Regions from separate parts of the Homo sapiens genome. Here region 1 is linked to region 2. Evidence: read pairs that join two places in POLR2A ChIA-PET (ENCODE). Cell type or tissue: OCI-LY7. All regions are shown on one strand. Links, peaks and the distances in the headings refer to the core of each region. The heading gives the core; the rest is flanking DNA.

What was found. ChIA-PET counts read pairs that join two places held together with the same protein. Peaks named below come from ENCODE experiments on the same cell type or tissue, not always from the same donor. Only the 100,000 strongest peaks of a DNase experiment are listed, where the experiment ranks them.
Region 1: POLR2A ChIA-PET joins it to region 2 with 13 read pairs; 2 of 35 experiments call an interaction of 5 or more read pairs at or near these places.

What each region holds. Positions count from the first base shown.
Region 1 is chr19:9,595,497-9,598,411 of GRCh38, forward strand. LOC105376914 (a long non-coding RNA gene) reads right to left here and starts at 843. Exons shown (of 2, transcript XR_936311.3): 1 at 748-843. In OCI-LY7, for the core only: no CTCF peak of the experiment used is centred there; no DNase peak of the experiment used is centred there.
Region 2 is chr19:9,473,330-9,476,244 of GRCh38, forward strand. It overlaps ZNF560 (zinc finger protein 560), which reads right to left. Exons shown (of 10, transcript NM_152476.3): 3 at 1,955-2,040; 4 at 870-996. The coding sequence starts at 1,984. Among named protein-coding and RNA genes, the nearest start is that of ZNF560, 24 kb to the right of the region's middle. In OCI-LY7, for the core only: no CTCF peak of the experiment used is centred there; no DNase peak of the experiment used is centred there.

The sequences.
Region 1 (2,915 bases), core at 153-2,652, 120 kb after region 2:
AGGGGAAAGATTGGGGATACTGAATGGAGGAAGATAGTTTAGGGGATCCCATGCACTGGAGTCTTTAGGCATGAGATCTGGCTCCTCTGACTTTTCATTTTGAGGTGCCAGATTGGGTTCTTCCCTATTTGTTTTTAAGGGAAAAAGGAGGGCTGGTCCTTGCCTCCAACAAAGGGCATAGCGTAGTTCTTCTTGAGACACTGGACTTTTATTATTAACATATCAGATTGGAAGCTGACACATTACATCCTCAGTTGATTCAAACTTTGGCCAGAAGATTGAGGAATTAAGGATGGGTCCCTGAGTCCAAATAAAACAGCAATATTTTATTATTTGTTGCTTTTTCCTATGTTTAGTCCTTTCATTATCCTTCCAGTGTTTCAGCATGAGACCTAGGGGGCTATCTGGGGGAATATCTTTGTTACCATCTTTATCCCCCTTGCTCCCTGTCTTGCTTGGGGTATTTCCCATCTTGATGGTTTTGGGGTAAGGTTCAAGGTTCAGTTTCCCTTACTGGAAATTTCTCACCTTTCAGGGTGAGGCTTAATTTTCACTGGAAACTTTTTGCCTTTTGGGGTAAGGCTCAATTTCCCCTCTGGAAATTTCTTGCCTTTTCTACTATTGGAGGTTTGTGTGAGGTTCAATCCCCCCCAACAATGGGGATGTCTCACCTCTTTTTAACCACTTAGCCACCCTGACCAAGGAGTACTTCACTGCACCCACCCCCAACCCCCGTGGCTTTCTTACCTTGTTCCTGACCACCAAGGAAATACTTTACTGGCTCCTGTGGCATCTCCTTCCTTGGTAGGTGCACAGAGTCATCACTGCAGTATGTGAGGATCCTTTAAGCTAGGTTGCTGGCCAGTTGTTTTTTTCCTGCATTGCTTAGAGCTAGGGTTATTCCTCACAATGGGTGGGTTCTGATTTCTCCCCTATGAGGCCACCACAAAGGGTGGGGTGCATGCCTCCTCAAGAGAGAGAACCAGAGACCACCCCCAGAGGGGAATGTAATCCTGGATGAGCCCCCAAATTGTTATATAATAAGTTTCAGTGCTGCAAAAGAAATAGCACTCGAGGCCAGATGCAGTGGCTCATGTCTGTAATTCCAGCACTTTGGGAGGCCTAGGTGGGTGGATCACAAGGGCAGGAGATCGAGACCATCCTGGCTAACACAGTGAAACCCCATCTCTACTAAAAAATACAAAAAATGAGCCGGGCGTGGTGGCGGGCACCTGTAGTCTCAGCTACTCAGGAGGCTGAGGCAGGAGAATGGTGTGAACCTGGGAGGTGGAGCTTGCAGTGAGCAGAGATCACACCACTGAACCCCAGCCTGGACAACAGAGTGAGACTCCATCTCAAAAAAAAAAAAAAAAAGAAAAAGAAATCGCATTCAAATATAAAATTTTATTTTTAATTCTCAGCAAGGCAAGGTACTTCTATAGAAGGGTGTGCTCTCACAGATGGAGCAATGGTGGGCACACACCTTCACAAAGGAGGGAAAGGCGTTCTTATTACTGATGCACCTGGTCCCTACTGCTGTGTCATTCCCCTATTGGGTAGAGTTAGACCACACAGGCTAAACTAATTCCAACTGATTAATTTAAAGAGATGGACGGGGTGAGTGGTTTGGCAGGAAAAATGGTTATGAAATGAATTGGAATGAATGAGTCAGGGTGGAGAAGGTAATCTGAATGAGCAGAATGAGTCAGGGTGGAGTAGGTAATGAGTCAAGGAGTAGAATGTGTCAGGGTGGAAAAGGTTGCTTTACGAGGAAGTTTAAAAGTAGAAGGCAAAGAATTGAGCATACTGACATATTAATTCTTTGAAGGGAAACTTCGAATTCACACTCAACAACTCTAAAGTGATTCTCTATCCTTGGCCTCCCACATTTCTTTTTTTTTTTTTTGAGACAGACTCTCACTCTGTTGCCAGGCTGGAGTGCAGTGGACTGATCTCAGCTCACTGCAACCTCTGCCTCCTGGGTTCAAGTGATTCTCATGCCTCAGCCCCCCAAGTAGCTGGGACTACAGGTGCCAGCCACCACGCCCAGTGAATTTTCGTATTTTTAGTAGAGACGGGGTTTCACCATGTTGGCCAGGATGCTCTTGATCTCCTGACCTTGTGATCCACCTGCCAAGGCCACCCAAAGTGCTCAGATTACAGGCATGAGCCACCATGCTCAGCCTTGGCCTCCTACATTGTTGGGATTACAGACATGAGCCACTGTGCTTGGCCCTTTATTCCTTTACATATTTAATATTTTAAAAAATTAACAAAGAGGCCAGGCACAGTGGCTCAGGCCTTTAATCCCAGCACTTTGGGAGGCTGAGGTGGGTGGATTACGAGGTCAGGAGTTCGACACCAGCCTGGCCAATATGGTGAAACCCCATCTCTACTAAAAAATACAAAAATTAGCTGGGCATGCTGGTGCGTGCCTGTAGTCCCAGATACTCAGGAGGCTGAGACAGGAGAATTGCTTGAACCCAAGAGGCAGAGGTTGCAGTGAGCCAAGATCGCTACACTGCACTCCAGCCTGGGTGCAGAGACTCCATCTCAAAAAAATAAGTAAATAAATAAACACCACACCCAATCAGCTCAAGCCTGTGGCTAGAGATAAGAATGCAGAAAGAATTGGCCAGGCGCGGTGGCTCACGCCTGTAATCCCAGCACTTTGGGAGGCCGAGGCGGGTGGATCACGAGGTCAGGAGATTGAGACCATCCTGGCTAACACAGTGAATCGCCGTCTCTACTAAAAACACACACAAAAAAATTAGCCGGGCGTGGTTGTGGGCACCTGTACTCCCAGCTACCCAGGAGGCCAAGGCAGAATGGAGTGAACCCGGGAGGCAGAGCTCGCAGTGAGCCGAGATCACACCACTGCACTCTAGCCTGGGTGACAGAGCAAAACTGTGTCT
Region 2 (2,915 bases), core at 254-2,753:
CAGCACTTTGGGAGGCTGAAGTGGGTGGATTACCTGAAGTCAGGAGTTCAAGATCAGCCTAAGATGGTGAAACCCCCGTCTCTACTAAAAATACAAAAATTAGCTGGGTGTGATGGCGTGTGCCTATAATCCCAGCTACTTGGGGGGCTGAGACAGAAGAATTGCTTGAACCCAGGAGGCAGAGGTTGCAGTGAGCCGAGATCATGCCACTGCACTCCATCCTGGACAACAAGAGCAAAATTCCATCTCAAAAAAAAAAAAATAATGGAAGAGGCTCATGCAAGAGATGATAAACTTTACATTATAGAACTATAGTTCTTAGAGAAAGCAGTGAAATTATTTCAAATGGACTAAAACTGAAAATATCTCTTATTTCTGTGCACCCCAAAATTGGCTCTCTGACCTCTGAAATGCAAATTCATGCTTATGTGCACATTTACAAAGCAATAACCTTTTAGTCACAGAAATAAGGTATGTTGTCAAACTCCTGAATGAAGAAAAAAAAGAAAAAAAGTGAAACAAAGAGACCCTTGTATACTTGGAGAATACAACTACACCAGTGATTCTTAATATTATAGTGCATCAAATTGATGTGGAAGGATAGTTAACACACAGATGACAATCCAAGTGGAGAGTTTCTGATTCAGTAGGTCAAAGGCAGAGACTAAGACTGTACATTTCTAAGGGAGTAACAGTGATGCTGTCGAAACTGGACCACACTTTGAAAACGACCACAGTAATTAAGACCTATTATGGCAGGGACAACGTCTCTGGTGAATTCAGTGTTGAACAAACCAATTCTGGAACACAGCAAGTACACAATGTATATCTCTTCCCTAAGAGGCTGCATAAAATGATGGCAGTCTTACCTACTTTGGCCACGTTCTCATAATTCTCCAGCATCACATCTCTGTATAAGTTTCTCTGAACTGGGTCCAGTAAAATCCACTCCTCCTGGGTGAAGTCCACAGCTGTATCCTCAAAGGTCACGGAGTACTAAACCATCACATACATGTTGATTTGAGCCAAGTAACAGATTAACCAGTGTTCACTGAAGAATCAGTTAACAGACCCCAATGCCTATAAAGAGTTGTGAGGTCTCTCATTATCTACCCAAAGCTTAATAATCCCAGGTAAATCTCAGGTATTCCTCTCTCTATCCTTGCTCTTTCACTACTTAACAATTCCAGTTGTATGGCTTTAATGGCACATCTCAATCATGAACTTCTCATCACAAGCAGACTGTGAGTGCTTTCTCAACTTATTTCCCTCTACTAAAAGATATCCCAGAGTACACTGCATCATATACTTGATAAACAGCGATGAATGATTAGCCTTTTTTTTTGGGAAGCAGGGTCTTGCTCTGTCACGTAGGCTGGACTGCAGTGGTGTGATCATGGCTCACTGCAGCCTTGACTTACTGGGCTCAAGTGATCGTCCTGCCTCAGCCTCCTGAGTAGCTAGGACTACAGCCATGCACCACCATGCCTGGCATTTTTTTTTTTTTTTTTTTTTTTTGTGGAGACAATGTCTCAGTATGTTGCCCAGGCTGGTCTCAAATTCCTAAGATCAAGCGATAATGCCACTCACTTCTCAGCCTCCCAAAGTGCTGAGATTACAAGTGTGAGCCACTGCACCTGGCCAGGATTAGCCTTTGAGTAAAGGATGCTTTCATCTTCCTTTCCATCTGCCAGACCACTCAGCAAAATAAGAAATATATATCTGGCACCATAAGGGACAAAATTAATTAACAATTACTGAAATGCTGAAATGCTTTTCAAGGATTATCAGTATGAGAACCTCCACTCCCTGGGGAAATTCAACAAGTGACTCAGTGCTTGAGTGAGTCTTTATTTACTTAAAGAAGCTCTGGAGACACATCTGCCTAGAAGGAAATGTGTTTACCTGGTGATGCAAGTATGTCATTTTGTGGAAGTATACATTTTCTGCATACCTGATAACAATTTGTCAGGCAGTAAGCCATCTTCCTTTCTGCCTCTGTCTTTTCTTCATGAAGGCAGATTGGGTTCCTAGAAAGACCTGGAAAAGAAAGAAGGCATAAGAGCCCAGACATAATCACAGTTCCAACATTCGCATGCATGGAAGTTATTCCAACCTGGTTCGAAATTCTCTTATAATTCATATAAACTCACATAAATATACATTACATCCATAAAATGCCACTGCACTTCTGTCTAACCTAGAGCAAGAAAAAGGAATTGTGGGCCAAGCTGTCGTAAGTAAAAGTATAATATCCTCATTGCACAGGTAAAGAAACTTTTTTTTTTTTTTTTGGAGATGGAGTTTCACTCTGTTGCCCAGGCTGGAGTGCAGTGGCACGATCTCGGCTCACTGCAAGCTCTGCCTCCTGGGTTCACGCCATTCTCCTGCCTCAGCCTCCTAAGTAGCTGGGACTACAGGCACCTGCCACCACGCCCGGCTAATTTTTTGTAGTTTTAGTAGAGATGGGGTTTCACCGTGTTACCCAGGATGTTCTCCATCTCCTGACCTCATGATCCGCCCAACTTGGCCTCCCAAAGTGCTGGGATTACAGGCATGAGCCACTGCACCTAGCCAGGTAAAGAAACTTAAGACCTGAGGAATGTAAGTCTTTTTGTGCCCATGGTGATATAACTCACAAATGAGATTATGCAGCACCTCTTCTCAAAGAACACACTTAAGGGGGCTAACTTACACAACAGGCCTCTCTGGCACACTTCAACAACTCAGAAAGGAACTACTAGTGTGAATACTAAGGCCTAGAGCCCTGGACTATATATTCTGCATGGGGTACTGATATGGTGTGGCTCTGTGTCCCCACCCAAATCTCATCTTGAATTGTGATAATCCCCACATGTCAAGGGCAGAACCAGATGGAGGTGATTGGATCATGGGGGCAGCTTCCCCCATGCTGT